Linked DNA regions of Homo sapiens: region 1 is linked to region 2. A link is a contact called in ENCODE Hi-C or POLR2A ChIA-PET data. All regions are on one chromosome and are shown on one strand. The core of a region is the stretch at or near the end of the contact, and the rest is flanking DNA. Distances in the headings are between cores, read along the strand shown.

The links. A loop is a pair of places that touch in the nucleus more often than their neighbours do. ChIA-PET counts read pairs that join two places held with the same protein, here RNA polymerase II (POLR2A). Pooled maps may share reads with other maps.
Region 1: a pooled map shows a loop between it and region 2 (5-fold over the local background). The contact joins two enhancer-like sites. A Hi-C loop is called at or near these places in 1 of 50 pooled maps. POLR2A ChIA-PET finds 5 or more read pairs at or near these places in 2 of 52 experiments (SK-N-SH and activated T-cell).

Annotation. Positions count from the first base shown.
Region 1 is chr10:3,884,511-3,890,820 of GRCh38, forward strand. No RefSeq gene overlaps it. Among named protein-coding and RNA genes, the nearest start is that of LINC02660, 24 kb to the right of the region's middle. Within about 2 kb of position 2,386, at least 24 of the 41 ENCODE cell types and tissues checked have a DNase peak (open chromatin) inside an H3K27ac peak, as active enhancers do.
Region 2 is chr10:4,278,151-4,284,431 of GRCh38, forward strand. No RefSeq gene overlaps it. Among named protein-coding and RNA genes, the nearest start is that of LINC00702, 37 kb to the left of the region's middle. Within about 2 kb of position 2,641, at least 10 of the 41 ENCODE cell types and tissues checked have a DNase peak (open chromatin) inside an H3K27ac peak, as active enhancers do.

The DNA of each region.
Region 1 (6,310 bases), core at 1,136-3,635, 390 kb before region 2:
TAACTGGAGGATACAGCAGAGCCAACAACTTCTTCCACCTCCAAAATAAAACGTCAGACCCAACCACATCTTCCACCTCCAAAATAAAACAGGATCCAGACTACAGGAAAAAAGGAGGAAGACGAAGTGAAACAGAAGAGGTTGAAGTCGTGGGAAAGGGGGCAAAATGGAAACAACCAAACAAACACTGTTTCTGTGTAGAAAAGCAGGGAGTGATGTGTAGGGAACAGGTGGAGGAATTACGTTTAAAGAAATGTGAAAAAAAAAAAAAGGAAACTTACAGTAGTAAGTGGATGTATAAAGGAAATCACAAGGAAACCAAAATCCTTTAATACTATCATCATTTAAAATCCGTCACATGGGCCAGTCACAGTGGCTCATGCCTGTAATCCCACACTTTGGAGGGTCGAGGCGGGTGGATCACTTGAGGTCAGGAGTTTGAGACCAGCCTGGCCAACATGGTGAAACCCCGACTCTACTAAAAAATACAAAAATTAGCCAGGCATGGTGCTGCGCACCTGTAATCCCAGCTACTTGGGAGGCTGAGGTGGGAGAATCACCTGGGAGGTGGTGGCTGCAGTGAGCCGCGATCACATCACTGTACTCCAGCTTGGGCAACAGAGCGAGCCTCTGTCTCAAAAAAATAAAAAATAAAATAAATCTATCACATGGATACGAGGTTTCCATGTCAAGTCTCTGGAGACTCCTAGACTTAGAAAAATGATATTGATCATTTCATCGAGAGAACCGAATGTAATTTGTGCAGCATTTTAAAAGAAAGATTTCTTACCATCTAGTTGCTTTCAAAGTTAGTGTGGCCTAATTTTATTATCTTTATCAAACTAACATTTGTTTACAATCTTTCTTAATTATTTGCCATTTAGCTTTTTAGGGCTTTGTTCCCCCCCATGCAGACACAGAGTGGCATTTGAGTGACGTTGACTTTTGTAGTTCTATTAAAGGAGGCTCCCAGGACTGCAGGCAGGTTCCAACTGCCTCACCAGCACTGCTGCTCCATTCCCTGGAAGGTCCTTGAGCTGGACCTGCCAGGCTGACGATCTATAGTCAGAAATAAGTCACTTTTATGGGATTCGAATGCAGCTTGAAGTAATCCTGACTCCAAAATTCTTCCTTCTTTGCTTGTCTGTGACCAGCATTATATGGATGAGAAACGGGACTCACTGGCAAGGAGACTGCGTAGTTGCTGGAGTTATACCTCCCTACTTCTCCTCACTTAACACACATCCACCTAGCAAAGCACTCTCCCTCAGATGCAAAGCCAAAGCGGCAGCAAGCCCCATTCCCTAGACACTCAAGAGCTGTTCTCTGTGCTGCAGCTGAAGCTGGCTTCAGACCCCTTGGGCGGGCTCCCAGGCAACCTACAGTGCAATGACAGCGTCCATCGCCCCCTCTCCTGCAGAAGGCCACGTTACCATCTTGACCATTTTTCGCATCATCAGTGCTAACCTCCTAACCAAACTTTCTAGCCCGTAGGCCAAAGCTGCACCCCTTAGTTAAAACACAGTTAAACTCCAACTAACCTAAAAAGAGTATTCTATTTGTTTAACATCAGGGAGCACTAATATAGCAAATATATCAGGTAGCCATACACCCAAGGTCTGGGGGCTCCTGGGAGCTTCACCCCCGCTGCAACAAGAACAGAGCCCGATCTTTTCCATCACTTGTTTATTATTATTATTATTATTATTATTATTATTATTATTATTATTATTATTATTATTTTGTAAAGGGGGCTGTGGGCGCTCCACTCCAGCTGCGCGGGAAGAAGGAAGCAATGCTGACTTGACCTTCTGCAGCCGCGGAGGGGGAGATGGATGCTGTCCTGGTGCTGTAGGCTGCCTGGGAGCCCCGCCCCGCGGATCTGAAGAGCCCTCCTCCCCTCGGGAGCTGTTTAGGCAGCTTCGGGTAGAGATGGAGGCCTAATCGTTTTCATTATCTTCTGCATATCCACTCTTTATTTTCTGAAATGCTTACGAATTTTTTTCTTTCATATTTATCACCTTAGAATTTGGTAGCAGTATTTTGGAAAAATGTTAACGCCTGTCATTGTTCGGAAATTTCAAAGAACTTCTGACATTGCCTTTTTCTACTGATGACAGCAGTGCGGCCCCAAGCTGCCTGCCTTTGGGAGACAGAGGAGCCACACTTGTACATGCTTTGAAAGTGAGAAACTTACAGAAACCTAGAAAAAGGATTTTGGACCTCAGGATCTGAATGGTTCTTGGAGTTCTTTGCAGATGAGGTAATGTTTTGGTTAACTCATAGGTCAGACCTGCTGTCCTTAGCTAACTTGCCCGGGAGGTTTTTAACGGAAGGCCTGTGTTAGCACAAATCATATTTCCTGATGACGAGCAGAGACCTTGATCTGGTCTTAAAGAACGCGTTTTCCAACTTACCCTGGGACTTTTTTGAATTAGCCGGCCACATATACCAGGGTTCTCAGAGGATTTTTTCCCCCCTTTCTCTCTGTCTCTTTCTGGGTTTTTCCTATTACTAATTATACAGGCAAGAAGGTAATGATTTCTGGTGTTCTTTCCTTTAAACCTCTACTTTGAGATCAGCAGCCCGGGACACAGATAAATAGGTCAGTTATTACTGACGTCACAGGGAACTCCTGGCTCAGATTAACCGCGCAGAGATGGACGCCTGTGAGTGTGTGCAAGGGGTGATGAAACATAAAGTACAGTCAGTTCATTTAACAACAAATTCCAGCAACAGATGATAGATAAAAATAGATCCTGAAGGATCTATGTAGATCTAAATAGATGATCCATGAGCCACATAATTAGGGAATAAAAGGACTCCAGTCTTTACCAGCGAATGTAAAATTGGGTAGGCAGACTCAGACCCTTACTTATCAGTGGATTCCAGCCCTAATTCCAGGAGGCCTCACCTCACCTTGGGGGCTTCTCTTTTCCTTAACCTAACTGGTTAAGCCAGGAAAGCTGTGAAATACCTTAGTTACTTGGTGAAGAGCCATTATTACCAGATTATTATCACATTCTCAAAAAGCTTTGCTGTGAGCTGGGCAGGTGCGGCGGCTCACACTTGTAATCCCAGCACTTTGGGAAGCCAAAGTGGGCTTGGGGCCAGGAGTTCAAGACTCAGCCCAGCCAACATGTGGAAACCGCATCTCTACTAAAAATACAGAAAATTAGCCGGGCATCGTGGTTCATGCCTTGTAGTCCCAGCTACTTGGGAGGCTGAAGCACGAGAATCGCTTGAACCTGGGAGATGGAGGCTGCAGTGAGGTGAGATGAGGCCACTGCACCCCAGCCTGGGAGACAGAGCGAGACTCTGTCTCAAAACAAAGAAAAAAAAAACTTTGCTGTGTTTCACATTTTAAAAATTTTATTTTCCATAGTCTCCGGTTCCCAGACATTTCCTGAGACTCCTGTTCATTCAAGAGAGGTGGAGAAAGCCATAAATGAGAACAAACCCGTCCTTCTCACTAAGGGGAATTTCCTGGCAAAACGGAGCCTGGCACGTCAGTGTCTGGGGTTAGTTACTATCACCGCTGCTCTGGGACTGAGTCACAGCTTCCTCCAAGGCTTAGGGTGCCCCAGACACAAACTAGTTTTCTAAAACTTCTCAAGGCATTCCGTTCCTCCTTCGTTCCAGCCCCTCATGTTATTAACTCACCTAATTCATCACATGGGCATTGTGTACAAAGGCACTCTGCTACTCACTGAGGATACACATTGTTCTTAACCTCAGGGGACATTCCTCAAGGAATTAACCAAATCAGGAGATCCTTACCTGCAGGGGTCAGACAGGGAGCTGAGGACAGCCCCCGGAGGACAAGGTCCTGAAGGCCTGGTTTGTAGCTTCTGTGCTGTGCTTATCATTGGGCCTGGCACATTGATCTCTCCATAAACTCGTGTAACTTAAATGAATGATTGAGTCAGAGCACAGGGCAGAGAGCTGTTTTGGAGGCCACTTATCTTCATGTCATAGTTACCCAGACATAAGACCAGAGGCGTTCCCTTTGGTCTCATATATACATATATGTATTGTATTTTTCCCTAAAATTATTCCTTTGTATTATTTTTGCAATTATAAATGTATATTTGCAATCTGAAATGCTGAGTTTCTTTTTTACATCAGGAGCAAATATCCAAATTTTCTTTTGTTTGTTTGTTTCTTTCTTTTTTTTTTTTTTTCCTGAGACAGGGTCTCACTCTGTCATCCAGGCTGAGGTGCAGTGGTGCGATCATGGCTCACTGTAGCCTTGAACTCTCCAGGCTCAGGCGAGCCTCCTACCTCAGCCTACCAAGTAGCTGGGACCACAGACACACACCACCATGTGCGACTAACTTTATTTATTTTATTTATTTATTTTTGAGATGGAGTCTTGCTCTGTTGCCCAGGCTGGAGTGCAGTGGTGAGATCTCGGTTCACTACAACCTCTACCCTCCTGGGTTCAAGCGATTCTCCTGCCTCAGCCTCCTGAGTAGCTGGGACTATAGGTGCACCCCACCATGCCTGGCTAATTTTTTGTATTTGTAGTAGAGACAGGGATTCACTATGTTGGCCAGGCTGGTCTCGAACTTCTGACTGCGTGATCCACCCACCACAGCCTCCCAAAGTGCTGGGATTACAGGTGTGAGCCACCACACCCGGCCAACTAGCTTTATTTTATTTTATGTTTTTTTGTAGAGATAGTGTTTCGCTGTGTTGCCCAGGCTGGAACTCCTGGGCTCAAGTGATTCTCCCACTTTGGCCTCCCAAAGCCGCCCAAAGTCCTGGGATTATAGGTGTGAGCCACTGTGCCCAGAAAAAAATTTCCTTTTTACTTCTGTACCCAGAGCTGACCTTACTTAAGCTGTGGAAGATAAAAAAAAAATCACTACAGTATTAGTGGCCTCAATTGAAGCAGTTATTTCGAACTAACTGAAATCGGAAAAACAATTTCTTTTTACTTCTGTACCCAGAGATGACCTTACTGAAGCTGTGGAAGGTTAAAAACATCACTACAGTATTAGTGGTCTCAACTGAAGTAGTTATTTTGAACCAATTGATATGTATATATTTTATTTGTAATTTAGAAAAATACTAATAATTCTGTCTCTTAATATATGTTGGGAGTAGCAGCTCTTAATGAATTGTTAGTAACGCCCTTCACTCCCATCCCCTACACCCCTGTCTTACGTACAAGTTAAATTAAAGGGGTTGATAAACTCACTTTTCTGTCGTTTTATTCAGCTCTAAATGCTCTGGTTATTTCAGAGCTCCTGGCTTAAGGAATTAAGATTCTCATCAGATACATAAACAAATGAGTATTTCTTTCCAAGATCAAAGCCAACCTTTGTTTTGACGATCGCTTTTTATAAAAACAAGTGGTGTTGATTTTTGTACACATTGTCTCTTTTTATTGTCTAACATCATAAAAATATTGCTGCAAAAACAGCAGAAATGAGTTGAACCCTGCTGGCTTCACATTTCTCCAGGAAGTTTTTTTCTGAATGTGCCGTGCACTGTCCCATGCTCAGCTGATACGATTAGAAAGAATTGCCCCCACCCACTCTCCCTGCACCCATCCATCCCTCAATCCTTTTTTTGTCACAGACTCTGGCCAGAGAGGAATGTTTTGCTTTCATCTTGATGCATACTGTCCTCAGGAATGTTTAGCAAGAAGAGGGGGAAAAAAGTTTCATTCAAGGCCAGGTGATCTCAGAGGCCATTTCCCACAAATGACCAGACCTTGACTTTAGCTTTCTCTTTCCTTATGCCGGCCTTCTTTGATAGCCTCCGAATGTCCTCATGAGCTAATGAACCATTTCAGTGAATTTTGACATCAATAAGACAATTACTCAACTTCTAAACCCTCCTCTCTCAGCCTGTTGTCCTCTTGCCTCAGGAGGAGGCTACTGACAAATGGACCTGATTGCACCTGTGTTTTCTGGACACAGTATCAATCCACATGGTGCTTTTTTTTGGGGGGAGGGGGGCAGGTTCATAATATAAGGCAAGGTTCAAAACTGGAGGACTTTACATACACATCTAGATTTCTATCTTTTCTTGAAAACCCTGGAAATCTGGGAAGACTAGATCCAAATTTCCTTGATTGGAACAACTGGCCAGAGTTGAGTTCTCACTACACTTTGCCACAGTCTCCAGCACTCCCTACAGCCCTGCACTGAGGCTGATTACCACTTGCCAGTCACTGGGATGCTTCTACACCTGTGTTTATCGCTCCCAAGCTTCACTTCTCAGTACATAATCTTCTTGGCCCATGTTAGCATTTGAGTTTGCAACCTCGACTCAACATCATATTTTCTTCATAAAA
Region 2 (6,281 bases), core at 1,391-3,890:
TGCAAATACTTTAATAATAATAATAATGGCAATAATAGTTATTTGGATTTTCAGTCTGTTGTTTCTTTCTATCAAGGGTATAAAGCATTTCGACATAATGAGATAATATTCATGACAAGGGAGTAGTCATAGCCGTAAATGTCCACAGCACTTAAACACTGATGAGGAGCTTTGACATCTCATGACTGGCAAAACCCTTTCTTCTAAGTGCTTCTCAAGGCAGCCGCGCTATCAGGCACAGCTGGGAAATGGGGGTGGCAAGGATCCTGAGAAAAGCAGTGGGATTTTTCACTGGGGATAAGCCATTGTGGTAGCTGGCTATGAGGCTGGGGAGCTCTTACTATAATCCACTCTTTAATGCACAAAATCTAAAAGTTTACTGACCAGCTGTTCAATGAGACAGGGTGGGTGTTCTGAAATACTCAGTGTTTCATGGCTCTGTGTATCTCTTGCCATACTCAGAGGTTCTCAGATGAGTTTCAGAGGCCTTCCTCTCATCTGTTTGTGGCTCCATTGAGCAACTCACTGGTCTCTCCAGTACATCTATCCTCCAAATTCTATCTCTAGTGATATTTCTAAAACACAAATTGGATCTTTCATGAGTTAACAATCATCAGTGGCTTTCATTTGCTTTCAGGGTGAAGCTCAATGCCCTACACGATTCTGCTCCTACCCAGCTTTCTAGATAGTGGTGTTGAGGGCCCGGTTCTGGGGCCAGGAGGATTTGGGTTCAGCTGTACTAACAGTGCTGGAACCTTGAGGATCTTTACATCTTTATGCCTCAATGTTGTCACTTAAAAAAATGAGATAAAATAAATCCTACTTTGTTGATTTGCTCTGAGAATTAAAAGAGAAATCAGAGGCTTAAGGGTCTGGGCTATTAACTTAAAATGTGTGATTTAGATTGGCCTCCAGAAGAGTTTCAGGGAAACCTGCTATAACTGGTGCTAAGACAATCTGTCTTCATAGAGTGTTGAGCTGATGGATGGGGCTGGAGGCACTCATCTCCTGGACGTAGACCTGAAACATCGAGGCTTAGATTCCGGCCCCAGTCATGGCAGAAAGGAGGCCAGGATTCCCTCAGAAGATGCACTCTGGGGATTAGGGTAGGATATTGAGGTTCTGTTACGACCCACTGCTGGAATAGCAGTTCCTGAGTATTTAAGAGGAAAAGCTGGTTTTTCCCCATCATTCATCCTGAGTGCCCAGGACCATGGCGCCAGGACACCTGCTGTCCTGAGGATAAAGCAGAACCACACTCCGTGAACCTCCCCTAATAAGCACCGTTCTGGAAGGTCGTGTGGGAGTGAAGGGAAAAACTTCCCCTTAACCCTCTGAGCGTTCACTGAAAAATCACAGACAACAGGGTGCATTCACAGGAGAAAAGGCACACAAACTTATTTGATCACAGTTGTATGTGATACGAGAGCTTTAAGAATGAAGTCCCCAAGATACAGGGGGGATAGACTATTTTTATGTTTAGGTTCAACAAACTACGAATGTGAGAGAAAGCTAACATAGCCAACTTCATGTTGCTTCTAACTTCACAAGCTAACTGCCAGTGCTCATTCCTTTATGCAGGCCAAGCTAAGTATGGGAGGAATTTAGTTTACAGTTAAACTTTCAGGCAAGGATAATAGTAGTCCCTTGCCAAAATTAACTCGAGGACATAAACAGGGTGTACACACAAGTGGCAATGTTTGGTTGACAATGTATAGGAGCACTGTGACCTGGCCAAGGACAAAGAGGTTTTGCAACCTCCTCAAACTCCTGCTGATGTCCAGATGTCTGTGTCAGCAGTCACCTCCTGACCTAAATCCACTTCTTGTTCCCCTTCCCCAGTAGAAAAACAAGCTTGAGATTCAGGCCTTTTAAGATGGTTCTTCTTTAGGACATTAGTGTGCAATCTTCTCAGTTTGCTGACTTTCCAAAATCATGTCAGTTTCCTTGCCTCAACTCCTTGTTTCTTTAACATATTGCCTGTTCATGTGCTGAGTAGTACGAGCTTTGGACTCAGTGTCACGGACAGCCATGTAGAAATATAATTGAAAAAAGGGGCCTGATCTAATGCTGATGGATGCAGTAGAGAAACCCAGTGAGCCCTGTCTATCTAGGTCATTCACGGACTCTCTGAGCATGCATTTCTTTCTCCTGGGTGTGGGGCAGGAGTCTCTCTGGAAATGGGGTTCTCATGACCTATAATCAAACAGGGTAGGTCAGACAATTTCTTTATGGTCAGGTTTTACACAGAAATGCAGGGAGTAGGGGGTGGGAGTTAGAATAATATTTTAAGGTTTTATGGCTGGCTTTGGGGAAAAGGGATTCTAGTTTCCATGACTCACCTTGAGGAAAGGGATTCTAGTGTCTGTGGCCAGCCTCTGGGGAGAATGGGGCTGAGAGACAGGGGGGCCGGAGGTCAGAGGAAAAATGTTTGCTTCTGAGGCCTTCATTTTGGGGTATTATTTTCTAAGTCCCAACAGTCTGGTGTGTATTCTGTCAATATTCACCCTCCTTTGCTTGTGACGCTGGCATGCAATAGTACTAAGTAAATAGTCCCATATTTTAAAACAATAACACATTTGATTGCATGACTCATCCTAAATTGGATTGCAGATTCCAGCTCTATTTCCTGACCTGAAACTCTGGCCTTTGCATGTGCTCCTTCTGACGGGACACCCTGTCTTCACCCATTAACCCATCTCACTCCAGTGGCCCTCCAGGACCCAGGAGGATGAGGAACAACTCCCTCCCAACACCTGCGCCCCCACCCAGACTGACCACGAAGCCCCAACACTTGGCTCTGCTGTGGTGCTCACCCCCGTCTATGCCCATGGATATTGTAGGGGAGGAAAAGACTCATTTTCTCTCCACCCTCCTCGCTTGGGCCCTGTAAATGAGACTGACAGAAGAGAGATTAACAAGATTAGCAAGGGTAAAGCAAACAAGTTTATTGGCCAGTGCATCCTGCATGCATGCAGGTTAACTCAGGAATGAGGAACTCTGAGGGGTGGTTAGAACTTGGGCTTCTGGAGCATCTTAGACACAGACCAATAGGCTTTTCAGAAAAAGTGACAAGACAAAGGAAAAGGGCTTTGAGATTCAGGGGAGGGAAATTGCATATATGTAAATATTTAAGCAAGTCGATGGAAGACAAGGGCTAGTGAGTAAGGTTTGTTGGGTAGATTCCTGTGGCTCCTCCCAGCTGATAAAGGTCTAGAATAATCTCAGGTAACTGACTCCTTAACCTCCTGGTTTGGAGGACGGGAGTCACCTTTACAAACGCAAGTCCTGCCTTAGCAAATATCAGGAAGGCAGAGGGCTTTTCTAGTGTCTGTTTCTTCTTAAGCATCTTCAGCTCAAAATAACCCTTCTGTCAAAGCAGCACATTTGGGCGGTGAGTCCTGCTGGCTGCCACTCTCCTTGGCTCTTCCCCCCATCTCACTGTGCACTCCTCCTGCTCAGGAGGGTTCCGCCTCTCAGGGGCTCCACTCATCACTGGGGAATTCAAGGACAGGAGCACTTCCTACCACAATTGGTCCTTCTTTTGTCTTTAACTTCACTTCCGCTCCTGGGCTTTTCCTATCCTTCAGTTTGCCTCCTCTGTTTTCTTTGAAATTGTTCTCTTTCTTCTCTTCCCTTTAGCTGTAGTTTTCCCTTAGGATTCCTTCCCTGCCTGTCTTCTCTTCTATTTCTACCAAGTGATTGCTTCCCCTCCCGTGTTTTTAACTCTACCGGGAATCTACCTCTTTCTTGAGCTTTGGAGCAGTGAATCCTACCAGAGATAGTCCTAGCATCCAAGCAGAGCTCACTGTCATTCCAAAGTCCCACAGAGCGCTCCTCCTCCTTTAAGAGGAAGCCCAGGACCCCCAAGTCCACATTCCATTGTTGGTTTGCATTCCTCCCCCTGCCTCTTTCCATCCTTCCCAATAATATTCACATTTCCCTTAATTCTGACTCCGTGTTTTCATCAACTGCCTTTCTGTTCTCCGGCCTTACTATGTCTGTTCGGCTTCTCCTCATAGGTGATCCGACTCACCTCGACACTCACAGGTTGGCTCTTCCTGTCTAAAATGTTACCCTGTTTTGATTTATTGCTCTGTTAGGTTTATTATTTCTGCAAGCAGTGTGTTCTTTTTTAAATGTACATTTTATGTTTTTATTCCCTTACTTAACACCCTGCCCTGCCTCCCACAGTCCTGATGGTGAAACCTCCCTATGTCAGGGCGTCAGGCGTTGGGCTGACCCTGACCCTTCTGCCATCTCCCTTAAGCTCTACCCTTGGTCTAGACCAAATGAACGTCATAGCATCTCCCCCACTTTCCTGGCCCTAAGTTGCAAATTTATCCTGTAGGAATGCATGTCCTCCTTCCTTAGGGAACACTCTTCCTTCAGAAATATTATTTCCAGTTTTAACTGGATCTTCAGGATGCGGCAGGTGTTAACTTTTGCAGAGGCAGAACCCGTGACCACATCTGGCTCAGGGATCTGGGGACCCAATGTGCCTGCAAGCAGAGACAACAGGCCAGCAGCCTGAGGAGAAACAGGCAACAGTGGCTCTTTATGGCTGCACCTTGTTTTAGGGGTCTTTTTCTATCATGGGTAAGTGCACAGGCCAGCGAGCAGTGGGCACGATCAACAAGATTTTCAAGATGCAAGTGTATGAGGCAATGGATGCCCCATTTACCCTGATGTGAATGTTCCACCTTGCATGCCTGTATCAAAACTCTGGTGTGGCTATTCTACATTGCATGCCTATATCAAAACACCTTGTTTATCCCATAAATGTATACACCTTCTATGTACCCACAAAAATTAAAAATTAAAAAAAATAAAAGATCCATCATCTCAAACAAACACACAACAACAAAAAAGGCAACTGCAGCTCCTTGAGGGCCAAAGGCGGGGCCCTTCTGCTCGAGGGACCCAATTTCCCTTGATAAAGCGCACACACTTTGTAATAATAGAAGACAGCATTCACCATGTATCACAATGATGCTGTCCAGTGGCTTTCAGTTTTCTATGGCAAATCTACAATTTTTTTTATTAGTGTCTAGAGAAGCAAGTAAATATTAACTACTATTTTAACATTATTGGATGCACTAGACCTCATGGAAGCACCAAAGATTTCACGTTAGATGTAGACTTTAGTATAAAGAATAAGACTTCTTTAAAGTACTATCCAAGGGAGTTTAATTACTAAACTCCCTTTTAATTACTAAACCCTTTGAAAAAGAAAAAGACCATCACCAGAGGTTCCAATGAGAGTCCAAGTGGTGTTAGAGTGCAGTTCCACTGGGACATTTCTGAGCAGTTTGAAGAGAAGATAAAACTTCAGTGCTACATTTTATGACCCTGTTGCCTTTCACTAAAATGAAGGCATTACTATATTACAGGTATACTTAGGCCTTGAACTACATACAAAGGATTTTTACTGTATTTTAATTTAAACATTGCTAAAACTACAAACAACATTATAAACAGAGAAGTCTATAAGGTTGTACAAAAACAGAATGCGGGTGTAAAATACCCTTTGTTTAAAACCTCAGATTGGTCAAAATCTCTTTTTGATGTTTTCATATTCTCAGATTTGGGGTATGGAAGACTCCATGTCCTACACTAGCTGTGTACAACTTGGAAATATTAATTACAGTTCAGACTTTTTTCTTTTACTTTAATGGAAGCCTTATGTATGTGAGATTTTCCAAAAATGTGAGACTCTCCCTGTCTTCCCTTCCCCTTCCTCTCATCCCTTTTGGAATCCATGCAAAAACACTTCTAAGTACAGAATGTCCTTTTCTTTAGCACAGTCAATTTTTCCTAATGACCATTTATATAAACCTTGGTAATGTTGAGAACAGAGAATTCCTGCAGTATTATAAATAGCTTGTGAGAACTCTGCCCTCGACCCGATTGCACCGAGGGAGTAAGTGTTTCTAATTACTGCATGCAGCTGGTGACCTACAACCAGCACACCCTAGCTTGGCCATTCAGGTTCCACGCAGCTGGTCAGCAGCCACAGCCTGTGTCACACACAGATCCTAGCCCCAGTGACACACCATTGATGGGGGAAGCCCAGATTTTCCAGTAGGAAAAGTGGTGTTCACCAAATAAATGAATTAACCAGGGTAAAAATGTCCACAAGAAAAGCCCCATTCATCACCACGTTAGGATACAGAAATGAGAAAGTATCCCTGTAAAGTTGTCTTTCTAAAACCACATTTGCACAAAGCACTAGTGTATTTTCATTGGGCTGTGAATTCCTTAATTCTTTAGTATTGGGC